2 separate regions of the Homo sapiens genome follow, and region 1 is linked to region 2. The links are chromatin loops, found by intact Hi-C in ENCODE. Cell type or tissue: natural killer cell. All regions are shown on one strand. Each heading gives the region's core, and the rest is flanking DNA. Links, peaks and the distances in the headings are about the cores only.

Region 1 (9,412 bases), core at 994-8,993, 54 kb before region 2:
AGAAAAAAGAAATCAAGGTGTCAGCAGGGCCAGGCTCCCTCCAAAGGCACGAGGGGACCACCCGTTTGTTGCCTCTTTTGGTTTCTGGTGGCTCAGCTGTTCCTTGCAGCTCCAGTGCTCTAATCCCTGCCTCCTGCTTCATATGTTTCCTTCCTGTGTGTCTGTGTCTTCTCCTCTTCTGTCTCTTGTAAGGACACTTGTCATTGGATTTAGGGTCCACTTAGGTAATCCAGAATGATCTCATCTCAAGATCCTTGATTGAATTATGTCTGCAAAGGTCTCCTTCCAAATAAGATCATATTCACAGGCTCTGGGGGATATTTAAGGGGCCACCCTTCAACTTGCTACAGTTACTTGGGTGTCAGATTTTACCCAGGGATGCATGCATGAACTTTTCTGACTGTATGTCTTATATCCATAAGGATTTTTTTTAAGGAGTTAGTTTACAACTTCTCAGAAATATACTTGTTATTCACCATAAGGCATCTTGCACATCTTTTTTTTTTTAAAAAAAAAAGAAAAAAAAAGGAAGACCGCTCGTGATTGCTGGCATTTCACTGGCACAATGCCAGCACAGTTTTTGGCTTCTCCCAACACCCCACCTCATTTCTGATCTTACTAAAATGTGCAGAAACCTCACAGCAACTTACACTTTTGGGGTTTTTGGTTTTTGGTTTTGTCGTTGTTTTGAGGCAGGGTCTCACTCTGTCACCCAGGCTGGAGGCAGTAGTGTGATCACAGCTCACCGCAGCCTTGAATTCCTGGGCTCAGGCCATCTTCCCACCTCAACCTCCCAAGTAGCTAGGACTACAGGCATGCCATGCCCAGGTAATTTTATCTTTTTGCAGAAACGGAGTCTTACTATGTTGCTGGAGCTGGTCTTAGACTCCTGGCCTCAAGTGACCCTCCCACCTGGGCGTATGTTTTTATTATCTGATTTCCCACCACTAACCAAAGTGGTGAGATCCTTTAACAAATTACAAGCCAGAGACCATCAGCGTGCGTGTGCTCTGTGCCACATCAGCTCAGAAAACCAGGCTATAATTTTAGACAGATGTTCATGAACTTGGGGATTCCTGGTGGGCAGACTTGATGCCTCCAACCCTGGACAGCAGGGAAGCAGCAGTGCCCTGCACCCAGATGACCCAGAAAGCATTTCTTAATGAACGGCCCGGCATTGTGACTCATGCTGGCTCCCACATCTGGCAGATCTGGGTTACATCACGCACGGTCCTCAGTGTCCTGCGGGTTCCTGGGAACGCGCTGCCCAGAGTCAAGTGCACCAGCTGCAGTGGCCGGCTGCGTTCACACGCCTCTCTGCGTCATCCTGATGGCCACACACTATGGGGCTGGCTCCGGCTCCGGGCTCCAGAGGCTGAGCCGACTGTGAGGAGGTCACCTCCCTCTCACTTTCCCATGGGCTTAAGAAGAAGTCACCATGGAAGTAAACCCTGGTGCCCAGGGCAGGACTGCATTCTTTGTTTCTCTACACTAATAGACCCTGGCATCACAATTCCACTGTATTAGCTGTGCTAATCTAGAGAGGAAAACAAAACAAAACAAAACCTCAGCCATTCACATTCCTTGAATAGAATCAGAGGAGGAGAGAAGTAAGTATAAAGTTTGAAAGAATCCCGAGAAGAAATGTTGATATAAACAGCTCTTGGCATCAGGTGGATGGTGTCAGGGAAGTTACTATTTTCGTGGGGACAGAGGCGCTGACGTTCAGCTCCATTGGACCCAGAGTCCTGTGCTATGTTCTCTCGTGACTGACAAAGCCCCCAACTCATTTCTCCCTGGGGACGACATTCCTGCTTTCTTATTCATTACGGATCCTTTGAGATTTTTATTTCGTATCCTTTTATTTACTGATCAGAGCTGCCCTGAAGGCTTCTTCTGGGACACCAGAAACTCCCAGCAGTCCCCTGCCTGCGGGGAGGCTCTTCATCCCAAAGCTCATTATTGTTAGAACAGGATGGGTTCACACCCGGGGGCTCTCTCTCCAAGCCTCCTCACTCCCCATCAATTCCACCTGTTCATTCAGAGTCGTGGTATGTCAGAGCTAGAGGGGACATTTTTAAAAAAATCATTAATTTCATTCTTTTATCTGGTTTGCCAATCTATGCCCTAATTTTAAAGCCAAGATTTAAAAAAAAACAAAACAAAAAACAAAAAACCAACAACAACAAACTGAGATCCTGCCAAGTTAAATAATTCATTATCCCTGGTTAGATAATAACACACACACACACACAAGTATGACCCAGGTCTCCTCATTCTTAGCTCCAAAGTTACATAATGCATCCTCATTCCTCATTCTTAGCTCCAAAGTTACATAATGCATCCTCGTTAATTAAAACACACACACACACACACACACACACACACACACACACACACACACACAGAAAAGCCTGTTTCCAAATCTTTAAACCTTGGGCTGAGATGTACAAATCTGAAGATATGCTCCAAAGAAATAACCTGGCTGGGTGTGGTGGCTCACGCCTGCAATCCCAGCATTTTGGGAGACCGAGGGGGATGGATCACTTGAGGTTCGAGACCAGCCTGGCCAACATGGTGAAACCCCGTCTCTACTAAAAATACAAAAATTAGCCGGGCGTGGTGGTGCACACCTGTAATACCAGCTACTCGGGAGGCTAAGGTGGGAGGATTGCTAGAACCTGGCAGGAAGAGGTTTCAGTGAGCCAAGATCCTATCACTGCACTCTAGCCTGGGACAGAGCGAGACTCCATCTCAAATTAAAAAAGAAAAAGAAAAAAGAAATAACCAAAAAGACAACAGACAGCATGAAAGGGATTGAGAAAAGGTTCGGGTTCAGTAATTCACTTGGGTGCTACAGAACCCTGGCTGCATATTAGACTCGCCTGGAAGCTTTCAAAAGTCCCCATGCTGAGGCCAGGACTCAAACCAATGAAATCAGAATCTCTAGAGGCGGGATCAGAGGCGGGGTCTGGACATCAATAAGCCACAAGGTGAATCCCGTGAGCAGCTAACATGAAACATCATTGATTTACCAGACTTGAGGCCACCATAACTGTATAGTGACCACAATCTTTGTCATCCAAGGAAGAAAAGGAGAAGGAAGGAGTCATTTATAGCCCATGATCTTTAGTTCATTCTGAGATCCTCTCTGTGCTTTTGGGGGTTCATCAGATGTAGGGTCAAACTGAGAAGGTCTACACTGGTGATCTCACCCTGGAACAGGGCCACTCTTCCATACCACATCTGTGAGGACAGAGGCCTATGGGCTGTACCTGGAGGCAAAAGGAGACGGAGCAAACAATCCAGCCCAGTAAGTACTCCTAGGGTGGCTCTCCCAAGTTCTCAAGATACTTTTCTTTTTTAAAAAAGGAGTCTGTTACCGTATGACCCATCAATTCCAATTCTGGGAAAGTACCCCAAAGAACAGAAAGCAGAGGCTCAAACAGGTATTTGTATAACTGTGTTCATGGCAGTACTATTCACAATAGTCAAAAGGTGGAAACAACCCATGTCCATCCACGGAGGGATGGATGGATGAACAAAACATGGTATATCCGTACAATGGAATATTATTCACTCCTGAAAAGGAAGGAAATTCTGATACACACTACCACACAGATGCACCTTGAGGATATTACGCTAAGAGAAATAAGCCAGATAGATACACAAGGACAAATACAGTGTGATTCTACTTATGTGAGTACCTAGAGTAGTCAAACTCAGGGACAGAAAGTGGCTCTGAAATTCAGAGACGGGCGGCTGCCAGGGGCTGCCAGGAGGGGAACAGGCAGTTACCACTGAACAGGCACAGAGTTTCAAGATGCAGAGTTCTGCAGATGGATAGTGGTGATACTGGTACAACGATAGGAATGCACTTAATAACACAGAACTGTACATTTAAAAATGGTTAAGATGGTAAATTTTGTTACATGTCTTATCTCCATTTGGAAAAGTGAACAAAAAAAGAGCCCACATGTGGCCCTTCCTTCGTTCGCTCAGGCATTGATGAAGGTGACTGAGGACAGAATTTCAAAGGTTAATGTGTCATCTGTAAAACACAGCACACACCAGGCCCCTGGACTCTGTTCTGCAGGATTGACTGACTCCAAGAGTTACAGAGCCTTGTAACTCCCCCGGGGCACAGGGAGGGCCGTCTGGCAGGCCTCTGGGTTCACATTATATAACAACCGGGCTGCCAGCTTCCAAGCAACACGAGGTGAATTCCGAAGCGCTCCACGCCTAGGATGAGCCAAGTGTTGATTAATTCCCAAATAACTTTATCGTGGGGACTTTTTCTGATTCCCAAATGCAGTGATGCCGCTTATTTGTCAGTTGAGAAATCTGTATTTTTCTGCGATGGGTTGACTCAATGTATTTTTAAAGAGGGACTTACCTTTCATCTTTTCTTTCCTTTTTGCTTAGTATTCTAGGGGCAAAGAAAAACTTCAGCAAGGAGAAAATCCCGCCAGCAACAGCTCTTTTGAGCTGCTCGGTAATCCAAACCTTTCAAGTAAGCTTTCTCCTTTACTGACACCTCTGTGACAGACAGAAAAGAAAAAATCGTAGCTTCTCTCTGATCAGTGGTCCTAACCCTTTTCTTCAATCAGCAGTCCGTGATGATCCTATACAGGGTATAAGATGCGAAGACATCTCCTGGGAGAAATTACTTAGGCCCTGGAGGCTGATCCCAAACCCCAAGTGTGTGAACTCTGGCCGTGCATCTAAATAAACACATCCTGCTCCCCCACCCTCAGACCAGTGGCCCCCAGAACAGCGCTTACACTTGGCCTAGAAAGCCTGTCCTGATGATTCACCATGAAGCCCAAAGTTTGGCAGCCGGAAAAACTTAAACTTTCCCCCTTTCTTAGAGTTTACAAATTAACAGTCCCTGAGAAGTCAATCATTCAACAGAAGTTGGATTAAACACCTTTCACTTGGGCATCCTCCTGAGCTCAGATGGATACAGAGAAACACTCGCTTGTTTCTTCGAGGTAAAATTTTGCAAAATAAATTTCTGTAAATCTGAGCAATAACAAAAAGGAGGCTGGGTGTGGTGGCTCATGCCTGTAATCCCAGCACTTTGGGAGGCCGAGGTGGGTGGATCGTTTGAGGCCAGGAGTTCGAGATCAGCCTGGTCAACATGGTGAAGCCCCACCTCTACTAAAAATACAAAAATTACCCTGGTGTGGTGGTGAGTGCCTATAATCCCAGCTAATCAGGAGGCTGTGGCAAGAGAATTGCTTGAACCTGGGAGGCAGAGGTTGCAGTGAGCTGAGATCGTGCCACTACACTTCCGCCTGGGTGACAAAGCGAGAACCTGTCAAAATAAACAAAAACAAAAAAGGGAAGTGGTTGGGGTGGTCTAACATAAAAATGGTGTGATTTGTCTGTAATGGACTTCAAACTAGTACTCATATTTTATGATGTTGGTTTTCTTTTTCATACAGCTACATAAGAATGAATTCCACAGTACTCTTTTTTTTTTAGACAGAGTCTTGCTCTGTTGCCCAGGCTGGAGTGCGGTGGTGCAGTCTCAGCTCACTGCAACCTCCGCCTCCCAGGTTCAAGTGATTCTCCTGCCTCAGCCTCCCAAGTAGCTGGGATTACAGACATGCACCACCACGCTCAGCTAATTTTTGTATTTTTAGTAGAGATGGGGTTTCACCACGTCTGGCCTCCACAATACTCTTGAATGCAGAACATGCCACACTCGGGACTCCAGGAGACACCCTGAAAGGCAAGAGAGGAGGAGGTTTCCTGGATGCCCCTAACTGTCTGCTCTCACCGCCCTAAATGCATAGACACTTTTCAGTCAACCACATTCCTCGTTATGTGTCTACAGATTCAAAACGTCACCTTTCTGCCTCCCTGCCATTTGCTTGTCCTTGGATAAAAAGGAGAAGACCTCTTTGCTTATAACTATCACTCATGCTTTGTGATTTCTACAAGGCTGTCTGTAGTCCTTGGAATTCTGGAACCATGGAACATATGGACAGCAGTATCCCAGCTGTACTTTGCTACCATCTCCGATCAATGCCATCTTCTCATTAGGATTTGTGGGCAGACACAAGCTTAGCAAGACTACATACAGACTTGCCATAGGAGGAAGAAGAGGTCTATTTTTCTACATTACTCATTAAAGGCAGGCTAAGCATCAGATGTAATAGAATAGCCTATTCCTTCCTTTGCCCACAGCGAGACTTCAACTCATGAAAACACCACCATCAATATATATTGAGTGTTCATTATATATATATAGCCCAAGACTAAGATAATATACTCTATTTCAAAACACTGCCAAAACTCCGAGAACATTTTTTGGCACATTTAAACAGCAGAATGACCATAAATTATGTAAAGGGAGAATTTTCTGAGTACATGTCAGGAAAAAATAAAATAAAAACCTCTAGCAGCAGAATTTAATGCTTAATAACTCTCATGCTAAAGTTTCAGTTTAATCAATTGTGACTTTTGATATTTTATTTAATGCGTCTAAGGAGCATCACCAGAAGAAATTTTAATACTATTGCTTCTAAATTCAATTAGAATGCTTACATTTTTATGTTAGGGTAACATTTGCAGAGCCATTCTTTAATACGCAAGTTATTAAATCCCACGGTCCCTTAATCCACATTGCAGACTAATCTAATGCATTTAAGCCGCCCCCAGAAGACAGCCTTCAGCTTGTGGCTCATACAGCGTGATAGCTTTTGCTCTTTTTTTGACCGAAGAAGTCATTTTTCTTTCCTCTTGACATCTTAAGAGTCATCTTTAATAATGTTTTTCTGTAGTTCCAATGTCCCTCAACTCCTGATCTTACAGACTAAATTGGCAAGTCAGTTGTTCTTCCGTAGAAAGATCTAACTAATTGGCCGGGTGCGGCGGCTGAGACCAGTAATCCCAGCACTTTGGGAGGCTGAGGTGGGTGGATAGAGACCAGCTTGGCCAACATGGTGAGACCCCATCTCTACTAAAAATACAAAAATTAGCCAGGGGTGGTGGTGAGTGCCTGTAATCCCAGCTACTCAGGAGGCTGAGGTAGGAGAATCGCCTGAATCCAGGAGGCGGAGGTTGCTGTGAGCCAAGATCACACCACTGCCTGGGCGACAGAGCAGTGCCTATGTCAAAAAAAAAAAAAAAAAAAAATCACCCAACTAATGATGACTCTCAGTACACAATTCTAGTTCATGGCCTAGCAGATACCCTAGTGCAAAATCCACAAATCCGGAATGAAAATGTAAGCATCCATGCCTTCCAGCATGCTCCATGCTTTTCCCACTGCGCTCATGGTAAATGCTCCCCATGGCATCACCACCGGGAACCAAACACATGCATACATACGTATATGAAGACAGTTTAGCCAAGTGGTTAAGAGTGAGGACCCTGTGGCTACACTGCCCAGGTTCAAATCCTGGCTCTACCACTCCTTACCAACCTCAGGGAAGTCACTTGACCTTTCTGAGTTTTCCATTTCCCTATTTGTAAGATGGAAACGCTAGTCATAATCAACTTTCTTGGCACAACGATCAAGAGTCAAAATAAACCAATATGTAAAAATGGTTTTGGAAGTTTTTTTTTTGAGATGGAGTCTCGCTCTGTCACCCAGGCTGGAGTGCAGTAGCATGATCTCAGCTCACTGCAACCTCCATGTCCCGGGTTCAAGCGATTCCCCTACCTCAGCCTCCAAAGTAGCTGATATTACAGGCACACACCATCACACCTGGCTAATTTTTGTATTTTTAGTAGAGTCTAGGTTTCACCATGTTGACCAGGCTGGTCTCGAACTCCTGACCTCAAGTGATCCGCCCACCTCGGCCTCCCAAAGTGCTGAGATTACAGGCATGAGCCACTGTGCCCGGCTAGAAGTTTTCATGAAAATCTTTACTCTGATTTCTTAGGGGATTGGATAAATATTTTCACAGGTCCAGACCAACTGGCAAAGTTAAAAGCCAGCAAGTTCTAAGTTAGGGCTCCACTGCCTTAAATAGTTTTCAGAACAAGGTCAGATGTAAATTAACAATGACAGAAGCCCTGAGAGAATTATACAAGCTTATGTGGCGACTGAGCTAGAGATGAATGATTTGATGCGAAGTCAAGACGGTTCCAATTTGGACTAACAAAACCTTTCAACAGAGGCTTATGATTTTAATATGGAAAAAGTTGGCTATAAATGATCTCAAGCTTAACAGAAATCTAATTAGGCAAAGTTAGAGAGTAGGAACCAACAACAACTCTCTGAGCTGGGTCTTATGCACATCTCACAGGCAAGAAAATGGAATGAAGAAAAGCGTTATTAACAGGCTGGGTGTGGAGGCTCGCCCCTGTAATCCCAGTAATTTGGGAGGCCAAGGCAGGCGGATCATCTGAGGTGGGGAGTTCGAGACCAGCCTAACCAACATGGAGAAACCCCGTCTCTACTAAAAATACAAAATAAGCCAGGCATGGTGGTACATGCCTGTAATGCCAGCTACTTGGGAGGCTGAGGCAGGAGAATCGCTTGAACCTGGGAGGTGGAGGTTGCAGTGAGCCAAGATCATGCCACGGCACTCCAGCCTGGGCAACAAGAGCAAAACTCCACCTCAAAAAAAAAAAAAAAAAGAAAGAAAACGTTAGCAAGGGTGAAGGGAGAATGGTTATTGCATGACAACCAACAGTGCTGGCTGCGTTATGAAACTTCTCCTCTTCAGGCATAAACGAAGCTGTATTTTGAAATTTAAGAGCTATATGTTTTTCAGGTAGAAAAACTTAAGTGTGGAATTACCAAGTCCCCCCAGGGCTTGAAGGCTACCAATCCAAGTTATTGGTACTTCAGTAGAAGCTTCCCACACTGCTCTCAGATAGGAGGGTGAATGATGGATAGATGGGCAGATGGATTTACAGTCTTTGAAATCAATAAACCTATAGGCCATCAAACATTTTCCAAAACACTGCAACGATCAAACCAGAATCATACCCCAGAGTGGCAACGCATCTTAATGTTGATCAAAGAAGGGTAAGAAATGCATTCTAAAAGATGGTATTGCTTTTCAGCTCTTTGACCGCTTTACAATAAGCAGGAAATATTTTATTTTTGTTGTCACAGTGAAAATCCAACACTCAGAACTCTGAGGCAAGGTAAACCAATAAAAACAAATTAAAACTTCTTTATCTGGATACCAGGATTACTTGTACTTTTGGAAGAAGTAAAATGTTTTGTGACATTTTAGGGTAGTATGACCTCCTTTTACAACACAGAGAGGTTTTAGCTGTGAAACTTCCTTATAAAATTGGCTACAAGTTCAAATTCTGCCCCAAATGAGTTTCTGATTAATATGAATCAAGAAATGTCCCTCATGATCTCTGCAGCTCTTCTGCAAACAAAGCATCCAGAAAGGACCTGGGGTTTAAAGATGGCTCTGCCACTCCCAGT
Region 2 (9,412 bases), core at 931-8,930:
CAGGACAGGCCAAGGGAAACGGATGGGAGCAAAGCAGGTGGATCTCTGGCAGGATTACAATCAAATTAAATGCGCATGGCCTGGAGTTTTCTTTTCAGCACTTTCAACTCAGAATAGTAGCCGTAAGTCAGCAGCAGTACTGCTTTTTGTTGCTGGGGCAGAGTATTATACCTCAGGGTTGCTTCTTCAGTTCTAATTTGACCTAATGAACATTTAAAAGAGAGGAAGGAAAAGTTACTTCTGAGTCCAGAAAACTGGATGGTAAAAGATCATATTCTAAAATTCACACATTCTGTGCATTAGAAAGTCACTTAGGCCCAGCTGGGCACGGTGGCTCACGCCTGTAATCCCAACACTTTAGGAGGCCGAGGCAGGCAGATTACTTGAGGCCAGGAGTTCAAGACCAGCTTGGCCAACATGGTGAAACCCTGTCTGTACTAAAAATACAAAAATTAGCCAGGCATGGTGACAGGTGCCTGTAATCCCAGCTACTGGGGAGGCTGAGGCAGGAGAATCTCTTGAACCCAGGAGGCAGAGGTTGCAGTAGCGGAGATCACACCACTGCACTCCAGCCTGGGCGATAGAGCGAGACTCTGTCTCAGAAAAAAAAAAAAAAAAAAAGTCACTTAGAACTCTGTTCTCTTTATCCAAATTCTAACAAAGATCTTACAACCCAGAACAGCTTAGAAGGCACACAGCGGAATGATGGTGGCTGCACTGACTAGAGGTCTATGTGCTGCAGAGGGTCAATTACAACGTTCATGGCTAGGGCTATTGAGTGACCTGAAGGTCAGACACAGCCCTGTCTTAGGATCTTTGTTTTTCTTTTTTCTTTTCTCTTCTTTTTTTTTCTTTTTTTCTTTTTTTGAGACAGAGTCTCGCTCTGCCGCCCAGGATGGAGTGCAGTGTCGAGATCTCCGCTCACTGCAACCTCCGCCTCCCAGGTTCAGGCAATTCTCTGCCTTGGCCTCCCCAGCAGCTGGGATTACAGATGTGTGCCACCACGCCCAGCTAAATTTTGTAATTTTTAGTAGAGATGGGGTTTCGCCATGCTAGCCAGGCTGGTCTCCAACTCCTGACCTCAAGTGATCCGCCCGCCTCGGCCTCCCAAAGTGCTGGGATTACAGGCCCGAGCCTCCGCACTCGGCCTTGGGCCCTTTCATTCATTCATTTGTTCATTCGTTCTCAGGGACCTCCTCTGGGATCTTAGAGCTCCTTTGAGTTCCTGGTAAGACCACCCACCTCTCCAGGGCTTAAGGAAGGTCTATAGAATGGCCAGTCTTCCTGATGAGGCCTCTCTCATGCCTGCACCCCAATGCAAATATTCCTAAGAAACCAGTGATGCTTAGGAGGTGCATTAGTTTCCTAGGGCTGCAGAAACACAGTATCACCAAGTGCCTAAAGCAACAGAAATGTGTTCTCCCGCAGTTCTGCAGGGTAGAAGCCCAAAATCAAGGTATCAGCAGGGCCATGCTCTGGAGGAAATCTGTCCTTGCCTCTTCCAGCTTCTGGTGGCCCCAGGCGTTCCCTGGCTCGTGGCTGCAACACCCCAACTTCTGCCTCCATGTTCAAGGGGCTATCTTCTCCCTGTGTCTCTCTATGTCCGCTCCCCTTCCTATAAGGACATCAGTCATTGGATACAGGTCCCACTCTAATTTCGGGATTATTTCATCTTGAGGCCCTTCACTAATTACATCTGCAAAAACCCTACTGCCGGCTAGGTGCAGTGGCTCACACCTGTAATCCCAGCACTTTAGGAGGCCGAGGCAGGTGGATTACTTGAGTCTAGGAGTTTGAGACCAGTCTGGGCAACATGGCGAAACCCTGTCTCCACTAAAAATGCAAAAATTAGCCAGCCATGGTGGTGCAAGCCTGTAGTCTTAGTTACTCGGGAGGCTGAGGTGGGAGGATCACCTGAGCCTGGGAAGTCAAGGCTGCAGTGAACTGTGATCGCACCACTGTACTCCAGCCTGGGCAAGCAGAGTGAGATCCTGTCTCAAAAAAAAAAAAAAAAAAAAAAAAAAAACACCCCTATTTTCAAATACAATCAGATTCTGAGGTTCCAGGCAGACACAGATTTTGAGGGGACACTATTCAACCTGCTACAGAAGACAATCAATAAAACTGGTAACAGATGACCCAGCTTTCCAGAAAAGGCCATGGAATGAGTCTCCTTTACCTCAGCCATCCACACAAATCCAAGACCCTTGGGTTTTCCCTGGTCTCAGGACTTTTATCCCTGTTGCCATTCTTGCAAAGCTCTGCACACAGCCAAGAAACATGAATCAGATTATGTCACTTCTGGTTTTAGAACTCTCAGTGGCTCCCATTGCAAAAAGGACATATCCCAAACTCCCAGCCAGGCCCCGAACGCTTTCCACGCCCTGTCCGGTACGTTCGTTCCATCACCCTCCTTCCCCTCCCTGGCCTCCCTACCTTCTGCTTACCTCTTGCCTCCCTCACCCTCACCTTTATTCCTCTCCTGGCTCAAACACAAAGAGGCCATGCTAGTACTTGCTGCTCCCTGTGTCTGGACAGCTGTCTCTCAGATTGTCGCTTAGATAAGACCATTGTTCAAACGTCAAATCCTCGCAGAAATTTTCTGTCCATTCTTTTTAAAATAGCACCCCCAGCCAGACACGGTGGCTCAGGCCTGTAATCCCAACACTCTGGGAGGCAGCTGAGGCAGGAGGATCCTTTGAGGCCAGGAATTTAAGACCAGCCTGGGCAAGAAAGTGAGACCCTGTCTCTACAAAAAATTTAAAAATTAGCTGGGTGGCTGGGTGTGGTGGCACACATCTGTAGTCCCAGCTACTTGGGAGGCTGAAGCAGGAGGATCCCTTGAGCCCAGGAATTGGAGGCTGCAGTGAGCTATGATCACACCACAACACTGCAGCCTGGGGCAACAGAGCAGCAAGATTGTATCTCAAAAAAATAAAAAGTAAAACAAAGGAACAAACAAAAAAACCACCAACCATGTATCTCACACATCTTAGGTCACTCGATTACAGGACCCCAACTTATTTTTTTATACCACTTATCACTAGCTGAAATTGTTCTTCTTGGCGGGGAGGGTGCGGTGGTAGACAAAGTCCCGCTCTGTTGTCCAGGCTGGAGTACAGTGGCATGATCTCGGCCCACTGCAACCTCCTCCTCCCAGGTTCAAGCGATTCTCCTGCCTCAGCCTCCTGAGTAGCTGGGATTACAGATGTGCACCACCACACCTGCCTAATTTTGGTATTTTTAGTAGAGATGGGGTTTCACCATGTTGGTCAAGCTGATCTCGAACTCCTGACCTCGTGATCTGCCCACCTTGGCCTACCAAAGTGCTGAGATTACAGGTGTAGGCCACCGCACCTGGCCTGAAACTGTATTATTTGTGTCCTTGTTCACTTGCTTACAGTCTGTCTCCCCCAGCACAATGTCAGCCCCATGGGGGCAGGAGTTTGTCTCATTGGTGGCTATGTCCCTGCATCCCAGGGCCTGGAAGAAGGCATTCAATAAATACTTGTTGAATGAATCCATGTGCCTGCTGGGTAACATGTTAGACACTGAGGGTACAAAAATGCCTACAATGGCCCCGGAGGGTGTCACGTTTAGTGAAGGTTACAGAAACGTCAAAAGCACTAACACTTCTGGGGCCCAGCCACTGTTCTGTGGCTTTTATCTTCACAAGAATCCTGCAGAGGTAAGTACTATTATAATTTCCGTTTTACAGATGAAGTAACTGAGGTTGCGTAATTTGCCCAAGAGGAGCCAAGGTTCAAACCAGGGAGTCTGACCAGATCTTGAGCTCTGGGCTTCTTTTTTTTTTTTTTTTTTTTTTGAGATGGAGTCTCGCTCTGTCACCCAGGCTGGAGTGCAGTGGCGTGATCTCAGCTCACTGCAAGCTCCATCTCCCGGGTTCACGTCATTCTCCTGCCTCAGCCTCCTGAGTAGCTGGGACTACAGGTGCCCGCCACCATGCCCAGCTAATTTTTGTATTTTTAGTATAGACGGGGTTTCTCCATGTTGGCCAGGCTGGTCTCGAACTCCTGACCTCAGGCGATCCACCCACCTCAGCCTCCCAAAGTGTTGGGATTACAGGCGTGAGCCACCTAGCCTGGCCTTTTATTTTTTTATTTTTTTTTTTTTTTTGAGGCAGAGTCTCACTCTGTTGTTCCCTGTTGCAACAGCTCACTGCAACCTCCACCTCCTGGGCTCAAGCAATCCTCCCACCTCAGCCTCCTGAGTAGCTGGGATCACAGGCATGCACCACCACACCTGGCAAATTTTTTTGTATTTTTAGTACAGACGGGGTTTTGCCATGTTGGCCAGGCTGGTCTTGAACTCCTGGCCTCAAGAGATCCACCTGCCTCGGCCTCCCAAAGTGCTGGGATTACAGGTGTGAGCCACCGCGCCCAGCCTGAGCTCCGGGCTTCTAAAGCACAGCCTGCCCCTCTACCAAAGATTACAGCTCTGTGCAGAGGGCCCTAAGAAAGGTTATGTAATGGGCCTGTGGGAGCCGGAAAAGGAAACGCTACTTGGGAGTGGGGCGGGTGGGAGGCTTCCTCTTGCTGCTCAGTTCCCAGGCTGGGGTGGCAACACCATGTGTAAATGGGCAGATTTTACAAAAGAGGCACAGAGCAGATTGCATTCAATGGGATGCAAAGTAGTTTCTGGTAATCTTGTGTGGGCACAGGGAGGGGTAACACAGGACTCTGTGGTGCCACAGCTGAGGTGTCAGCATTACATCACCATTACGGAGCCATAAGCCTCATTCCCCGTCTGCAGCCCAGGTTCTAGGCACTGGGCTCTTGACTTCCTAACATCTATAATCAAGCCTCTCTCTTAAACCACAGCTTCTGCTGCTGAGCTCTGGCCTTGCTCCTCTTCACCTCCCTGGAGAACCAGGTCCCGTTCTAAGCCCCAGGAGCAGGACCATTTGTGGTCTCGGCCCCTTGCCCCATCCTGACCACCCTCCCATCCAGCCTGTACCTCTATGCCAGCACCAGATTCCTCTTTATTATTATTATTATTATTATGGGGAGGAGGAGACAGAGTCTCGCTATGTCACCCAGGCTAGAGTGCAGTGGCTATTCACAGGGGTGATCCTTGCACGCTAGTCTCAGACTGCTGGGTTCCAGTGATCCTCCTGCGTCAGCCTCCTGGGTTCAAGTGATCCTCCTGCGTCAGCCTCCTGAGCCTGCACCTGGCTTCCTCTTTTTCTTATTTCTATTTTTTAGAGATGGAGTCTCACTCTACTATCCAGGCTGTAGCACAGTGGCACAATCATAGCTCACTGCAGCCTCAAACTCCTATGCTCAAGCGATCCTTCTGCCTCAGCCTCCCGAGTAGCTGGGTTTACAGGCGCAGGCCACCACACCCAGACTCTCCCTATGTTGCCCAGGCTGCTCTGGAATTCCTAGCCTCAAGGGATCCGCCCTCCTCGGCCTCCTAAAGTGCTGGGATTTCGAGTTACTGCACCCGGCTCCCCAGCTTCCTCTCTGTTCTATCTTCTGCCCGGGGCTGGCTTGCCCTCCATTCATCTGCCCAGAAGCACAGCCGTGTTTGTGCGCAGCCAGCAGACTCTCCAGACTCCGGTTCCACAGCCTTACCCGCCCGCCCAGGCTCGCTCCCGCAGCCCGCGGCTAAGACCTTAGCAATCTCTGCTCTGCACCTGTAGCTTTGCCTCCTTTCTAGGTCTGGCTTCCCTTGGTCTGGCCCAACTAAATTCTTTCCTGGCACTGACTGCCAGGAGACAGGAAAACTATAGAAAGCAGAAGAGGGAGAACCACGTAAGTCACAATCAAATGGCTCTTTTGCCAAATATCTACAAGCCTTGCTCCCACGATTCATCCAGGTCTCTGCTCAACTGTCGCCTCCTCAAGGGTCTTCCGCCACCACTCTCCCCACCCCCACTCGCTGTCCCTATATCCTGCTATATTTGTGGCTACCTGACATTATATTATATTTGTATATTTCCATGCTGTTGTCAGGGTCCTCCTCCCACCTCCAGAATATAAGCACCTTGAGGGCAGGGAGTTTGTTTTAGTCACACCTGTGTCCAGAGCTGTATCTGGCACATAATAATCACTCAATAAACAGTGGTAAGCTGAATGCTTACAAGAGTCACATACACCTGAAATCTACACAAAAGAGCACACTGTAATAGCTGATGTTTACAAAGATCACTCAGGAAATCGAGACAGGGAAAGTCATTTTGTTCTGTTTTGTTTTGTTTTAGGATTACATGAGATAATGTTCACAAAGCCTGTAATGAAGTTACTGAAACAGCCATGTCCAACCCTTTGAATAAGAGGACTTTTTGGCTTATCTGTGGTGGCAGATATCACAAAAATTATACACGGACCTTTATTTATTTATTTTAGCTCATCAGTTATCATTAGTTTTATTTTATTTTATTATTTATTTATGTATTTATTTATTTTGAGACGGAGTCTCACTCTCTCGCTCATGCTGGAGTGCAGTGGTGCAATCTCGGCTCACTGCAAGCTCGGCTCACTGCAAGCTCCACCTCCCAGGTTCACGCCATTCTCCTGCCTCAGCCTCCCGAGTAGCTGGGACTACAGGTGCCCACCACCACGCCCGGCTAATTTTTGTATTTTTAGTAGAGACGGGGTTTCACCGTGTTAGCCAGGATGGTCTCCATCTCCTGACCTCGTGATCCACCTGCCTTGGCCTCCCAAAGTGCTGGGATTACAGGCGTGAGCCACCGCACCCGGCCAGTGTTAGTGTATTTTATATGTGGTCCAAGACAATTCTTCCAATGTGGCCCAAGGAAGCCAAAAGTTTGGACACCCATGTTCTAAAACATAGCACGCTTATAAATATGTTAGCTATTATTAGAGAAACCATCTTTACAAGATTCTGGTAAACCTTTCTTATCAGGAACACCCAGCTCGTTTCCCAAGAGTGTCAAGTAGCTGAAGTTTTCCTGCAGAAGTTATCCACTGGGATATAGGAGGTAATATGGCTGTGGTCCGTGCTGGGTGAAACTGAAAACATCTGACTGAGCCAAAGAGAAGAGACTAAAGATAAATGTTGCTGAAATAAACACAGTCAATTGTTAAGACAGTCATGACATTAAGACAAAGGAAGAAAAGTTTTCAGAGTGACTCATCTTTTGGTTCTTCAGAGTGATCATATCTTCCTTGGAAACAGAAAATACATGGAGATGTGTGAACTATGCATGCCTCTGTGTTTATGACTCGAAGATAAGCTGTGGTGAGGGAAAGTCTATATTAGTATTCAAGGCCACAGAAACCAGTCTCTTTTACAAATTACCGTGTAATTAAACAGAAGGCACATGAGATGTATTTTAAGCACATCCCCTTTCTTATTCTTAGTATTCCACTCAACGTCCAAACCCTTATTAATATCTCTGGCCAAAACCACAACTTAAAAACTGCAAACTCATTGTACTATCAAGGAATATTTTCTAATTGTGCCTTAAAACCAACTGTCAGACAAGCTGAGTTCCCATCATGAATAATGGTATACAGAGGCTGACTCAGCGGTAAAGGGTGGAGAAAACGCAGAAAGAGGGGGAAAGCCGTAGGTAAGACAAGACATGAGGCCAGGTGCGGTGGCTCACTCTGTAATCCCAGCACTTTGGGATGCTGAGGCGGATGGATCACTTAAGGTCAGGAGTTTGAGACCAGCCTGGTCAACATGGTGAAATCCCGTCTCTACTAAAAATACAAAAATTAGCTGGGTGTGGTGGTGGGCGCCTATAGTCCCAGCTACTCGGGAGGCTGAAGCATGAGAATCGCTTGAACCCGGGAGGTGGAGCTTGCAGTGAGCCAAGATCACGCCACTGCACTCCGGCCTGGGCGACAGAGCAATATTCCATCGCAAAAAAAAAAAAAAGAAACAGTAACTAAAAAGAGTAAAAATTAAAGAAATAGTTCATCATAAAATGGAAACACATAATGAACTTCTTTCAACATTCCAAGTTGTTGTGTGGTTTGGTTTTGTTTTTAAGAGATGGGGTCTTGCTTTGTCACACAGGCTGGAGTGCAGTGGTGTGATCATTTCTCACTGCAACCTTCCTGGGCCCAAGGGATCCTCCCACCTCAGCCTCCTGAGCAGCTGGGACTACAGACACATGCCACTGCATATGTCTAATTTTTTTTTTTTTGGTAGAGACAGGGTCTCACTATGTTGCCCAGGCTGATCTTGAACTCCCGGCCTCAACTGATCCTCCCACCTCAGCCTCCCAAGTAGCTGGGACGACAGGTGTGCACCACCACGCCCAGCTGTTTTGTTGTTGTTGTTTAGAGACAGAGGTCTCACTACCTTGCCTAGGCTGGTTTCAAACTCCTGACCTCAAGCAATCCTCCCGCTTCCACCCTCTAGAGCATTCTGCCTCCTAGAGCACTGGGATTATAGGCATGAGCCACCACACTGGCCAACATTCTAAGTTTGTTTTTGTTTTTGTTTTTGAGACAGAGTCTTGTTCTGTCACAGAGGCTCGAGTGCAGTGGCATGATCTCAGCTCACTGCAACCTCCACCTCCCGAGTTCAAGCGATCCTCCTGCCTCAGCCTCCCAAGTAGCTGGGATTATAGACTAATTTTTTTGTGTCTTAGTAGAGACAGGGATTCACCACGTTGGCCAGGCTGGTCTTGAACTCCTGACCTCAAGTGACCCTCCCACCTCAGCCTCCCAAAGTGCTGGGATTACTGGCATGAGCCACCACACTAGCCAACATTCTAAGTTTTTAAAATCACAGAGTAGTAAGGAGAATTAATGATCCAGAGAAAAGACGTTACCATCTATAAACTCCTGCGCATTCAGAACTGTCTTAAACCCTTTATAAACCTTATTGCTATACCTCTGAGATTCCTCTTTTGCAGATGGGTAAAAAGAAGTTCAGAAAAATTAAATGATTCAGAACTGGAAGTAAAATTGTGTTGTTTCAAAGCAAGGCTGTTTCCACTACACTGATAATTCCTAAATGATTCCTAAATGCTAGTGCACAGGTTCATTGCCAAATGGAAAAAACAAAGCAAGTGCGGTCTGTTTTCAGAAAGCTAAATTTATTCATCACATAACTACTGAAATTGTATTCCTTCTAATATTTAATGCTAAAATATTCTTTCAGAAAAGAAAGGATATTTTGACATGAAAATTCTCTCAAATCATAAAATTCATAAAAACAAGATTTTAAATGACAAATGAATAAAAGAATAATGGTGGTAGAAATAATTACTTTGTAAGTTTTTTTTTTTTTGAAACAGAGTTTTGCTCTTTCATCCAGGCTGGAGTGCAGTGGCACGATCTCAGCTCACTGCAACCTCCGCCTCCCAGGTTCAAGTGATTCTCCTGCCTCAGCCTCCTGAGTAGCTACGATTATAGGCAATCGCCACCACGCCCAGCTAATTTTGTAATTTTAGTAGAGATGGGGT

What was found. Peaks named below come from ENCODE experiments on the same cell type or tissue, not always from the same donor. Only the 100,000 strongest peaks of a DNase experiment are listed, where the experiment ranks them.
Region 1: a loop joins it to region 2, with 3 times the contacts of the local background. A loop is called at or near these places in 23 of 110 quality-filtered maps.

Annotation. Positions count from the first base shown.
Region 1 is chr17:67,483,108-67,492,519 of GRCh38, reverse strand. All of the region lies in intron 1 of PITPNC1 (phosphatidylinositol transfer protein cytoplasmic 1), which reads right to left. Among named protein-coding and RNA genes, the nearest start is that of MIR548D2, 16 kb to the right of the region's middle. RefSeq lists enhancers at 3,008-3,247, 5,097-5,186. In natural killer cell, for the core only: no CTCF peak of the experiment used is centred there; DNase peaks (open chromatin) are centred at 5,319 and 5,769; H3K27ac peaks cover 1,402 bases.
Region 2 is chr17:67,429,523-67,438,934 of GRCh38, reverse strand. All of the region lies in intron 1 of PITPNC1 (phosphatidylinositol transfer protein cytoplasmic 1), which reads right to left. It overlaps LOC124904046 (a long non-coding RNA gene), which reads left to right. Exons shown (of 3, transcript XR_007065881.1): 3 at 1-615. Among named protein-coding and RNA genes, the nearest start is that of MIR548AA2, 37 kb to the left of the region's middle. In natural killer cell, for the core only: no CTCF peak of the experiment used is centred there; DNase peaks (open chromatin) are centred at 2,966, 3,684, 4,644, 7,155 and 1 weaker place; H3K27ac peaks cover 4,044 bases.